Linked DNA regions of Homo sapiens: region 1 is linked to region 2. Evidence: chromatin contacts called from ENCODE Hi-C data. All regions are on one chromosome and are shown on one strand. The core of a region is the stretch at or near the end of the contact, and the rest is flanking DNA. Distances in the headings are between cores, read along the strand shown. Region 1 holds the start of LINC02696 (long intergenic non-protein coding RNA 2696). Region 2 holds the start of API5 (apoptosis inhibitor 5).

Evidence for each region. A loop is a pair of places that touch in the nucleus more often than their neighbours do. Pooled maps may share reads with other maps.
Region 1: a map of CD4-positive, alpha-beta T cell shows a loop between it and region 2 (13-fold over the local background). The contact joins the promoter of LINC02696 here to the promoter of API5 in region 2. A Hi-C loop is called at or near these places in 2 of 168 maps with a recorded cell type or tissue (CD4-positive, alpha-beta T cell and CD8-positive, alpha-beta T cell) and 7 of 50 pooled maps.

Annotation. Positions count from the first base shown.
Region 1 is chr11:45,352,606-45,359,775 of GRCh38, reverse strand. LINC02696 (long intergenic non-protein coding RNA 2696) reads right to left here and starts at 4,405. Exons shown (of 2, transcript NR_120558.1): 1 at 4,174-4,405; 2 at 3,119-3,380.
Region 2 is chr11:43,308,796-43,315,189 of GRCh38, reverse strand. API5 (apoptosis inhibitor 5) reads right to left here and starts at 3,194. Exons shown (of 14, transcript NM_001142930.2): 1 at 2,994-3,194. The coding sequence starts at 3,062. RefSeq lists an enhancer at 2,666-3,441.

The DNA of each region.
Region 1 (7,170 bases), core at 3,156-5,655, 2.0 Mb before region 2:
TTCAATGAACAACACACACCTCCACACACACACACATACACACACACAATAAAAACATGCCATATCACATTTTCGTTTATGCATATCAAGATGTAGCCCCAGCTATTTATTATAGTGCAAAGGTTTCTTCACCTCTTTGTGCAGCATAATCATAGCAAGCTCTGATCTGTACTTGGGATGTACAGACTGAACAGATCACACAGTCCACCCCATCCCACCTCCCATCACCTCTCCATCCCAACACACATGTAAGGAAAATCTGGTTACAAATAAGGCCAAGGTAACCTCACAGCATCTCTCTCCAAATATATATTAACACAAATGGAATTCTCCTCTTTGCAGTGGAAAAAACAGACAGATGCCACCTTAATCAGTGATCAGATGTCATCGACAGCAATGTGTCTTATTAACAGCACCAATAATAAGACATATTGATATTATGTACTCCAGTATGATGCATGGAGAAACTTCAAAACCCCAGTCTAATCATGAGAAAATACTGGACAAATCCAAACTGAGTAACAATCTAAAAAATAACTGAGCAGTACTCTTAAAAAGTGTTAAGGTCACGAAAGACAAGGAAATAATGAGGAACCATCACAGATTGGAGAAGACATAAAAACTAAATGCTATGTAGGACCCTGAACTGGATCTGAATGAAGTTTGTAGTTCTTTTTTTTTTTTTTTTGTTAAACATCGAGGTAGCCTCAAAGGGGAAAAAGATTGACAAAAGATCCAACCAAAAGGTTCATGGAAGATGGAAAGCTAATCCTTCTGAATTTGGCTGAACAATTGGGGATGAGGAAGATTTATGAAAAGATTAAAGTCTAAGCTCCATTTTTTTCTTTTTCTTTTTTTAACCTGAGCACCAATAGTATTTTCTCTCTTATCCTTATCCCCTCAAATCCAACCTACAGTGAGAGAATAAATTTGAGCCACTTCATCGTAGTTTCAGTGGCATAATAAGCTCCTGTATTTTCATCAGTTATCAATATAAACATTAGATGGCATAAAATTAGATGGCTCTTTAGAAATAATGTGTCATGTAACTGCCAAACTGAGGTGTAATCCAAGGTTTAATATTTTCTAAAAAGTGGGCCTCTTACTTTTTAGAAGAAGTGCAGCCCACCTGCCCAATTTCAGTTAAGTTTCACTTTTAAAGTTGCACAGGAGCCCAAGTAAGCCTTCACTTTGTATCTGAGCAGAACGAGGGCCCAGGAAAGGAAAGTTGCTCATGCTCTGCCCATGTGGTGGTGAACAGAACCACTGCAGGATACCACACTACTTTCTCCCAGCTGCTATGATTTACTGCAGCCTTATTGTCCTGACCAAGAATGAGACCAGTTTACAAGTATTATGCAGTCACAGACACATGGGCCCTACCTAGACCTCTGAATCAGACTCCTTAATGCTGAAGCCTAAACATCTCTACCAAGAAAAGTGTTCTCTAAGACTCAAGTACAGAGCATGTGCTGAGACAAGATTCTTCAAGCTGGTATGTGTGTATGTGCGGGCACACGCATGCTTGTACAAGTCTTAAGATGTCTAGGACATATCTGTAGAGTTGTTCTATATCATTTCCATGTTCCTTCCCAGACCCTCTGCCCTCCATCCCAAATGCTTTTCTTGCCCCTCTCCACTGTGTCTTTGCCCACATCTTGTGCTTCAGGCTCCACTCTATGTAGCATTTGACCCCCTGGCCTTTACCAGCCTTCCTGTTTCAATGTACCTGAGATGAGATGGCAGCAGCTTTGGGGAAGCAGAATCCATTCGTACATTCATTCATTCATTCATTCATATGTCACAGACTATTTGAAGTTCTGGGGATACAGTCATACAATATAGACAAGATGTTTATTTTCAGGGAGCTTACATATTAATGGGAGGAGACAGTCAATAAACAAAGGAAGATACAAGAAAATAGCAGTAATGATGAGTGTTGTGGTGAAACTGAATCAGGATGACGTGACAGAGAGTAACAAGGGGGTACATGAGTTTGGGTGGTCAAGGGAGGACTTATTTGAAGAGGTCACATTGAAATTCAGCTCTAAACAAGAGAGGGCCAGCTCTGCAATAACTGGGTGAAGAGGGTTCCAGCAAAGGGAACAGCTAGTGCAAGGACCCTAAGGCAGGATAAAACTTGGCAGGTTGAAGAAAGAAAGATAGTATGTCTGGATTATAGTGAGTGAAGGGGTAGGGAGTGGTACCAGATTGAGTCCAGATCACATAGGGCACAGTAATTAGTGGGGGAAGACAATAATTCTAAACACAAAAGTGATAGAATCTAACTTACATTTTAAACAAATATTTTGGCTGCTACTGTGTGGTGAATGGACTGGGATGGTGAAAATGGGTCAGAAGATTAGAAGCAGGGAAGTTAAATGAAAAGGATCTTGCAGTTAACCAGGTAAAGGATGATGATGCCTGGGTTAGGGTGGTGGAGATAAGAACAGTGAATGGATTTAGGATATATTTTAGAATAAAAGCGGATCGAATTTGTTGATGGGTGAGCTGTGGGGAATGAAAGAGGGAATCAAGATTGTTCCCAGGTTTTTGCTTTGAGTGCACTAATGATGGCACCATTAGTTGACATAAGGAGCCCTGGGAGAGGAAGAGATTGGGGGCAGGAAAGGAAGAGTTTGACTTAGACATGTTAATTTGAGATATTTATTAATGAACCCACTGAAGCCCCCATCTCATACTTTATATCTATCACTATACCAAGAACTATGAGATCCAAGACCTTGCCTTCCTTTTCAATTCCTTGTTAAGCAGGAATAAAGTGAAAAATTACTGAATAAAATATTCAGTTTTTTTGCAAAACACTCTTACGTTCAGAGGTTTGGTAGCAGAGCCATATCTTCCCAGGCAGGCATAAGTAGCCAATCAATCTCCATGTCATACCAAGCAACGGTCCAAGGGGCAAACTAATTAAAAATTTAATCCCATGATTTTCATCTTAATCTCTTTTTCCCATTAGCTTTGATCAATGCCTACAACTACAATTTAACCAAACTTTTCATTTAGATAAATGACTCAGTGGGGTACCTATTTAGTCCGTTTGTTATGAACCAATGGATAACTAAAATGTATATGCTAATTACTAAAGACCACACACTAATTTTCAAAGCATTTTATTAGCACAAAAGCTGTGTTCCTGTTATCAAATGAAATGCGCTTCCTATGTTACACTCAGTAGTTGTTCAAACCAGTTTCTCTTGACTTCAGTAGCCAAATTGCAGCATGCTGTGTAGGTACACAGTGCACTTGAGAAATGTCTGCACATCCCAACCCTGCACTATATCACAAGCAGTAGTGAAAGGTGTAGCAAATAAGAAGATTCCATGAACTTCTCAGCTACCTGAGACTTCTGCTGCACCCTGAAAAAAAAAATCAGGCTAGAAACCACATAAAACAACTAAACCAAACTGAATGCAGGGGCTGCTATGAGGAAGAATGAACTTTGCAGCCTGTTCCAAATGCTAAGGTGAAGGAGGTCCTTCCTGGCTCTGCTCACTAGGTGTGCAAGTCAGGAGATATTCATTTCGTGATCATCCTTTCCTATCACCTGTGGTGAAATTTCTACTGCTTTCAAGTCTTCCAGCCCCTATTTGAATGCCAAAATTCTTAAGTTCCTTCAAGTAAAAGAGATCTTCATTTTAAAAATAAAAGTCAATGGCTCTGGTCTCCTGTAGCCTTTTCAGCCCCTGTAACAGTGCTTTCTCACTTAGATTTTCACTGTCACTTCAATAAAGGGGTGAGAAGAGAGAACTGGCCTGCGATCAATGAAAACTATTCAGTAAAAACTCTTCATGCCAGACATGGCCCCAGAAACAGGAGGAAAGTTTACCAGACAGCAGGAGTGGGTGGTGGCTGGGTCCAGTGGAATGGGTAAACCTAAAAGGGGACGAAAATGGTTTTCAGGCTGCTGTGGCCCTCTCTACACACAAATTTTGTGGCCATGAAGTCCTGGCTACTAAGCATCATTGTCTTTGCGCAACCGCTGCACCTGCCACTTCCCTCAACCCATTAATAATCGGGTTCCTGGGAGGATTTTCATCCCCAATTTACTGGACATGCCTCCGAGCCACCTCCCCGCTCCGGCCCTCCCTCTCGTTGGTCGCCTTCAGACTCCCCCACACGCGGGACGGCCCCTCCCCCCACCCTCCTCACCGGCTAGCCGCGGCCAGCAGAGCCTTCGAGCGGCTCTGTCAGGCTGCCCTGGAGCGTAAGGAAGAAGAAGGCGCGAAGGAAGAAGACTTCCTCATATTCTTGGCTTCCAAGGGGCGCTAGGGCAACAGAGGGGGAAATGACGTAGCTTCCATCCCGGAAGCGAAAATTGGGCGCGGGTCCAGGAAGCCGCCATGTTGTGTGTGGCGGATGAGAATTTCAGCGCTCAGCATCTGGGTACCAGCAGAGAGGCCCCACAGAGAGGCTAGACTAACCGTCTCCGCCTCCTCTCCTTTCTCTGCTCCTCCCCTCCTCCCATCCCCCCTCCCTCTCCTTTCTCAGTGTACTAAATGAGTGCTTCAGAGCCCAGTGAATAGATGGACAAACATTTAAATTTCCTAGCCGGAAACACTGAAAAGATGAACTGTCAAGAGGCGTTTGAACCAGAGGGACTCCATCTTGAATAGGGGCTGCATAAAAGAAGGTGGAGACCTGCTGGGATGCATTCCCAGGAGGTTAGGCATTCTAAGTCACAGGATGAGACAGGGAGGTCAGCACAAGATACAGGTCACAAAGACCCTGCTGGTAAAACAGGATACTTAAAGAAGCCGGCCAAAATCCACCAAAACCAAGATTGGCAATGAAAGTGAACTCTGGTTGTCCCCACTGCTCATCATATGCTAATTATAATACATTAGCTTGCTGAAAGACTCTCCCACCAGCACCATGAGCATTTACAAATGCCATGGCGATGTTAGGAAGTTACTCTATATGATCTGAAGGCGAGGGTGGAACCCTCAGTTCTGGGAATTGCCACTCCTTTCCCCAGAATACTCTTGACTAATCTACCCCTTGTTTAGTGTATAATCAATAAATAACGTATACACAGTTGAACAGCCCATGCCGCTGTTCTGCCTATGGTGTAGCCAATCGTTTATTCCTTTACTTTTTTAATAAACTTGCTTTCACTTTACTCTTTGAACTTGCCCCAAATTCTTCGTTGCTTAAAGTCTAAGAATCCTCTCTTGGGGTCTGGATGGGGACCCCTTTTCATTAACATAACCACTTTACAATAGTTGAGGGTTTCAAGCACCAGGCTGGTGAGTACAGAGTACATGGCCCTGCTTTTCTTGACTTTGGTTACTTGGACTCAGGCCACAGCTGAAGAATACAGGAGGGAGGGAGGGAGAGAGAGAGATCATTGGGAAGCAGGTGGCGGCAGTGGTGGTGGTGGATTGGGTGTGTGAAATTTGCAGAGTTGGGGTGACTGCCAGGCTTCTGGGCTGATAGCTGGGAGAATGTTGGGCCATCACATACTAAAAGGGAACCACAGGAGAAGAAGCTGATGTGTGGGAAGTTTGGTTTTACATATATTAAGCCTTGAAGGTCTTCTAGGGGAGAAACTCAACAGGCCAATGGATGTGCCTGGTTTGATTTTTTAGATGACAGGCCTGAGCTAGAAATCTGTGCCTTAGATTCTTGTATATGAATGGTGCTAGAGCAGGAGCTTAGAAGAAATTGCCTGGTGGAGAGAATACCCTTTGGGAAAGAGGCGCAGGACAGAGTGTCAAGAGCTCTTCTACTAAAGAAAGGGAAGATGAGCAGGCAGCCCTAGGAGAGGAACCAGGGAAATGCGGCATTGCAGGGAGCAAGGGAAGAGCACTTCAGGAAGAGTAATTAGGTCAGTTTTGCTGATAAATTAGTGAGATGACTGAGCAGACTTTGTTGTTACCTGGAGCAGATTCCTTGGAATGGCTGGAGAAGGTCAGCTTGTGGTGAGTTGAGGAATAAGTGAGGGTGATGGTGAGAAAATGGAGATAAATGAACATAGGCAAATCTTCCAAGAAGTTGTCTGTGAAGAAATGAGAGTGATTCTGAAAGGAAAATGATGATTTTTAATTATTATTTTTTAAGATTGGAGAAACATAAGCTTGTTTTGGGGGGTTTTTGTTTTGTTTTGTTTTCTTGAGATGTAGTCTCACTCTGTTGCCGAGGCTGGAGTGCATTGGTGTAATATTGGCTCACTGCAACCTCTGCCACTGGGGTTCAAATGATTCTCCTACTTTAGCCTCCTGAGTAGCTCTGATTGCAGGCACGCGCCACCACGCTAGGCTAATTTTTGTATTTTTAGTAGAGATGGGGTTTCACCATGTTTGCCAGGCTGGTCTCAAACTCCTGACCTCAGTTGCTCCCACCTTGGCCTCCCAAAGTGCTGGGATTACAGGCACGAGCCACCACACCCAGCCAAAGCTTGTTTAAATATTGATGAGAAGGAGCCAGGGATTTTTTATGTTGATCAGCCCATGGACAAACTGAAGAGTGGCCTTGACTGTTTCCTGGCAAATGATAGTAAAGACCCTTGAGGAAAGAGTGCCTCTTTCTAATTCACACACATGGCCAGAGCAGCCGTGGATGAAAGTTTGATGCTGGAAGGTGAAGTATGTCCTGTCTTGCAGTGTGCATTTTGCCTAGGAAAGGGAGGTGAGATCATTGAAGGAAGGAGATGAAGTGCCTGAGAAGTTTGAGATCAGTGGAGGATGTGTGCGTGGCTGTAGGGGTTGGGGGGATAGCAGAGCAAGCAGATTTTAGCCATGTAGATTCCTAGATAGTGACTCTACAGTAACCTTAAAATGTCTGAAATAGGATAATAGCCTCTTTTTTTTTTTTTTTTTTTGACAGAGTCTTGCTCTGTTGCCCAGGCTGGAGTGCAGTGGCACCATTTCGGCTCACTGCGACCTCTGCCTCCAGGGTTCAAGCGATTCTCATGCCTCACCCTCCAAAGTAGCTGGGATTACAGGCGTGTGCCACCACACCTGGCTAATTTTTGTATTTTTAGTAGAGAGACAGGGTTTCACCATGTTGGCCAGGCTGGTCTCGAACTCCTGACCTCAAGTGATCCACCCACCTTGACCTCCCAAAGTGTTGGGATTACAGGCGTGAGCCACTGCGCCCGGCCCAGCCTCCTTTATAGTAGGAGTCAGGAGACAGCAGATGACCAGA
Region 2 (6,394 bases), core at 1,945-4,444:
TGAAAGGAGTATTGACAATAATGGGGAGGGAATAGTCTGTAGTGGCAGCAATCAGAACACCTGTAGTGCTCACCTCTCTGGTAAAGGTTGATAATCAAAGTAAAAGTTAGAAGGAAGTCAAGACTGACAAACTTGAATGCAGTCTCAGAAGTATCCAGACAGGTATTTGCCAGGAAACTTAGTACTGATCATAAATCTCTCATAAGTTGACATGAAAATCAGGCTTTGCTACATCAAGAACATGAACACGGTTTTCTCTCCTTAAAAACAAGTGAAATGGTGTCCTCTCTACTAAGGTGGCTTTTGCCTTTGTTAGTTAAAATTACAAGCAATATCCTAAAACCTACTGTCTTTTTTAGTAAGTGATTTTAGGCATTTTATCTAAAAGGGGAGAAGTATAACCCAACAGAGCAGAATTAGTAGGCATTATCTTCGGTTTTCCTACAATTCACAATATTTGAGCTGCCTGAGCTAACCACTACATCTCATTATGCAGAGATACTGTTTAAATAGTTGCTTGACAGTTGTCAATACAGAACGCATTGATCACCCATAACCTACAGAGAATTGTGTTAAATTTCAGTGTCCAGCCGGGTGTGTGGTACATGGTAGGTGAAATGTACGGAATAAAGCATGGAGTCCTCATTAAAGTGTAGACAAAGGTATCCTTTTTCATTTTTCACAAACTTGTCTCTAAAGTACCCTTACTAAATAAAGAGTAGATTTTTGCTGTGAAAGACATTTTGACCCCTTGGGGAGAACTCTCAATTCAATCTGGTTTTTATAAAGATGACATGAGAAGGAAATGCAAGCAACTCTCAAAATTAGAGTAGGGGATGGACAGCATTATGTATACGGTTTCAAAGGTTTCTTAGAAGGATTCCTGACACAACCACTGTTGTAGCTTTCACCCTATCCCCCTACTGATATGCAACAAAGTCTAACGTAGGTAGAACAATTTGCTACAAAGTTACCCAACTAAGTCACAGATAAATTATACGATTGAGAATATCTTCACTACTAGTTCTTTTTAGGAACAACAAATTCAAACTGATTGACCACACATAGTTTGTATCTTTTTTTTTTTTTAATTTTTTGTTTGAGATGGAGTCTTGCTCTGTTGCCCAGGCTGGAGTGCAGTGGCCCGATATCAGCTCACAGGAACCTCCACCCTCCGGGTTCAAGCAATTGTCCTGCCTCAGCCTCCCAAATAGCTGGGACTTCAGGCGCATGCCACCACGCCTGGCTAATTTTTGTATTTTTAGTAGAGATGGGGGTTCACCATGTTGGCCAGGCTGGTCTCGAACTCCTGATCTCAACTGATCTGCCCATCCACGCCCCTTAAAGAATTGGGATTACAGGCGTGAGCCACCGTGCCTGGCAGTTTTTACCTTCTTAATGAACAGAATATTCCTCCTTCACAACCGACCTACACACTCTATCCACATGTACAGCAGAACATCCGTATACATTTCTTACTGATAAAAGTGAAATTCCCTACTGACAGGGAATGAAGGAAAAAAAATCATTTGCTATTTCAAACTGGTATATTCTTAATTCTAGATTAAGCTACAATAAATCTCCAACATGAAATTTTTTTTTTTTCGTTCAGCTCAGAAAAGTCCTATTTGAATTATGTTAAGAAAAGGGGACGGGAAAGGTACTCCCACGACTGTTAATAGACTAGAATCTTCCACTTTCTCCAAGAAGGGATGCGTAAGCAGAAAAATCACAAAGTTCTAAGCGCTGAAAAGCTATGGTGTGGGATTTCTAAAACAATGATCAAGGTTACCTCCAGGAGAGCCTGGTTCTTTTCCCAAGAACACACATACCCAACCACTTATCAAGTTCAATGTACTCCAGTACTTGAAAACTCATACAGGGAACAAATGACTTGTATGGATAATTCAACACTGCTGAGAAACTGTGTATCGGGGGCAAGCATCGTTAAGAGAGCTCTTCCAGACAACTCCATTCAGAGCTGCGCACTCACACTCTCCTTCGCCCAGCCCTGTTTTATTTTCTTCAAACATGTTTCATTAAAAAGAATAAATTTTTAAAAAAAACCTTTTTTTTTTTTTTTGAGACGGGGTCTTGCTTTGTCTCCCAGGCTGGAGTGCAGTGAAGCGATCTCGGCTCACCGCAACCTCTGCCTCCCGGGTTCAAGCAATCCTCCCACCTCAGCCTCCTGAGTAGCTAGGATTACAAGCGCGTGTCACCACGCCCGGCTAATTTTTGTATTTTTAGTAGAGACAGGGTTTCACCATGTGGGTCAGGCTGGTCTCGAACTCCTGACCTCGTGATCCGCCCGCCTCGGCCTCCCAAAGTGCTCGGATTACAGGCGTGAGCCACCAAGCCGGGCCTCACAATGCCTATCTTTCTTACTACACTCCCTCCTAACTGTACATTCTGGGAGAGCGCGGACCTTTCCATCTGTATCTCCAGCGCTCGGCACTCAAAAAAATGCACTGAATAAATGAAACCGTGAGCTCTCATCAAAGTCTGGACCAAAGAGTCCCTCTTCTGTTTCTCACAAACTTCTGTCTCCTAAACACTCTTCTTCAATTAGTAGCAGAATTTTGCCTCCCCCCCAAAAAAAACACATCTTGACCTCATGAAGAAAACTCCCGATCTAATCTTGGAAGCACTGAGCTCCACCGAAAAGGAGAAAGGCTTAAGAGAATCCTGTAGAGAAAAGCTCCGTGAGAAGAATTAACGTGAGCCTGAACGGGCTGAGTTAGGTTACGCCACGGTGAGAAAAGGCTGGGCAAGGGAGGCAAGGAAGCCTGGAACCCTGGGGACCGCGGTCTCCCTGGTGAAACCAGAGTCTACACTCCCAGAGAGGCCCACCCCGACGAGACGGCCTGAGGAGGCTAGGAGGCCCCGGGAGGATGAAGCCGCAGCCCCCGCTCGGCCCGGGGAGTGCGGCGGGAAGCGCTTTCGAAAGGCCGCGGAGCGCCAGGCCCTGCAGGCCGCCCGGGGACTCAACTCACCTGGCCCACTTGCTCCGTGGCATCGGCCAGGATGCCATAATTGCGGTAAAGCTCCTCTACTGTCGGCATGGTGAGCGACAAGCCCAGGGCCCGGTTCCGCTATCCTTGTCCTGACCGGCGCCACCGCCGCCTCGGAACTTCTCCAAACCCACTACCCGCACTATTACACCTCCAGCTGCCGCCAGTGCAGCCGCCAGTCACCGCGCACAGCGCGGCTGCGCCCCCGACGTCTACGTAAAGACGCGCACGTCGGGAGCGGCCTTCAGTAGACACCCCCCACCCCAATGCGCCTCCGCGGTTTTTGTCGCCCTCTACAGCCTGGAGGAGCAAAAAAGCGGCAAGGATGATTGAATTAGCTCACGCCTTTTTGAAAGCTTGAGCTTGGCTGCAGGCTCTCCATGGAAGGGGTGTGGGTGGGCGGGGAAGTGAATACAAAGACAATTGCGTTTCTGCCCTTAGAAGATCTTACATATGAGAAGTCACAAATGGTTTCCTCCTGATTCAAGGAAGGTAATATTAATCGGTGGCACTAGAGGCTAGTGGGTCCGGTGGGAAGCAAAAAACATTCCTATGCTATTAAAAAACCCTCTGTGTCCACCACGCTCATCAAGTGCGGGGTCAAATTTGGCCTGCTGGAAGAATTTGCTTATCTTTGCTGCCAGTGTAAAGAATTGGGGCCACCTGATTATGTCCAGTATCCAAAAGAATAATAAATAAATGAAATCACGTACGCTTACTGATAAGAATTTCTAAGATACAAGTTTAAATGAAATTATATATATAATATGATATAATATATAATATTTTATATATTATATAATATATAACATTATATATTAATATATAATAATTTTATATATTATATAATATATAATATTATATATTAATATATAATATTATATATTATATAATATATAACATTATATATTAATATATAAATATATAATATATAATATAAATATAATAATATTATATTAATATATAAATATATAATATATAATATAAATATAATAATATTATATTAATATATATTAAGATAATAATATTAATTAATACATTAATTATATAATATAATTATAATATATCTATATATTGAGATATAATATTAATTAATATATCAATATTATCAATTATATATTATAATTATCTTATATTATATATAATATATTAATTATATAATTAATATATTAATATTATTATCTTAATATATATTAATATATTATTATATTTATATATCATATATAATATTATGATATTAATATTATAATATATATTATATATTATATTATATATACAATTATATATATAATATATATTATATATTGTATATTATTATATAATTATATATTAAGATAATAATATATATTAAGATAATAATATATTATATATATTAAGATAATAATATATATTATATATATTAAGATAATAATATATATTTATATATTAAGATAATTATATTTATATAATAATATTATATATATATATAGCCGTGTGCGGTGGCTAACGCCTGTAATCTCAGCACTTTGGAAGGCTGAGTTGGGTGGATCACTTGAGGTCAGGAGTTCAAGATCAGCCTGGTCAACATGGTGAAACCCTGTCTCTACTAAAAATACAAAAATTAGCCAGGCGTGGTGGCATGCACCTGTAGTCCCAGCTGCATGAGAGGCTGAGGCAGAAGAATTATATGCACATAGGAGGCAGAGGTTGCAGTGAGCCCAGATCATGCCACTGCAATCCAGCCTGGGCCACAGAGCAAAACTCTATCTCAAAAAAATTAAAAGAAAAAGAAAAAGAAAAAGAAAAAGAAAAGTTAAAAGGCAGGTATAAGATGATCCCATTATGTAAAACATACAAAGCATACAAAACAAAGTTATGTGTGTATGTGTAAAAGGATGTTAAAGGATGTTAACATTTCAGGATTGAAATATCAAACTATAATAGACTGTAAATTTCAAAGCCACATCCACTTGTACAGAACATACACGGGAAATGATTACAAAAGAACTCCCCGGCTCTTGTACTTCTCAGTTAGATTGAGGATAAATCTCACATCCTAAAAAGGATTAGAGCTGAGCGTGATAGCCAACAGTCCCAGCTATTTGGGAAGCTAAGCGGGGAGAACCACTTGGGCCCAGGAGTTCAAGTCCAGCCTGGGCAACACAGCACGACCCCTGTCTGAAAATAAGAAATCAAGTGTAAAATTCAATGTTAAAAAAAATTGCAGGCCAGGCGCGGTGGCTCACGCCTGTAATCCCAGCACTTTGGGAGGCTGAGGCGGGCGGATCACGAGGTCAGGAGATCAAGACCATCCTGGCTAACACGGTGAAACCCTGTCTCTACTAAAAATACAAAAAATTAGCTGGGTGTGGTGGTGGGCGCCTGTAGTCCCAGCTACTTGGGAGGCTGAGGCAGGAGAATGGCGTGAACCCGGGAGGTGGAGCTTGTAGTGAGCCGAGATTGTGCCACTGCACTCCAGTCTGGGTGACAGAGCAAGACTCTGTCTCAAAAAAAAAAAAAAAAAAAAAATTGCAATTTGGACTCTTGTGGAGAAAAAGAAAAAGAATTAGAGAATAAAATGAGAATTGGTGATTTTTTTATTTTTATGTTTTTGAGAAAGATGTCTTGTGAGTAGGTTGAGGGCAATTTCTACCCCCTTCCCTCAAGCGTGGGGCCATTTTGAGGAGCCTGAAATATGGTCCCAGGTGGTTGAGAAACACAAAGGACTGGACACGCCTGATAAGCTCAGGTTACCCGTGACTGCAGAGTGGAGGTGGCCATGTTGGGATCTACCGTGTTCCCAGATTTTGCTGGAGCGAGGGGATGGGAGTGATTCCCTTATAGCAGAGATGAGCCATATAAAAGAGAAAGAGATTCTGGATTCATTTTGAGTCCTTCTGCCTGAGAGTAAGAAAGCCCCCATGGCGAGAGTCAATGGCGCAGAGAGTGGTGACTGCGAGCAGCACATCAACACCTCACGGGAGTCACCGTTGGGAGTGGCCTCTAAAGGCCCCTTGGAGTGGCCCACAGGACAGACCTGGTCTCTATCAGACCAGAGAGAGCCTGTGGTATTGCACTGTCCAGACCTTTCCGAGGTTCTCCTCTTCCTTTCTTCTCATGTTCCCCTCTCAATGCATTTGCGCAGGAGGGGTCAGAAGCTGCCCACCAAACTGAGTGGAGGATACAGAGAAGAAAGGCAAGATAGGGAGCGGCCTCAGCTGGAGAATAGAAGAAGATCTGATTGGAAATTAAGTTTGGATTCACATGTTGGAATGGACGTTTTAATTTCTGAAGCAGAAAAGGCCTGGGTCTGCCAGAATTTCTCTCTAGGGCTGGAATGAGATGACCCTGCCTGCTATGGTCTGAATGAGTGGGTCTTCCCAGATTCATGTATTGAAACCTAC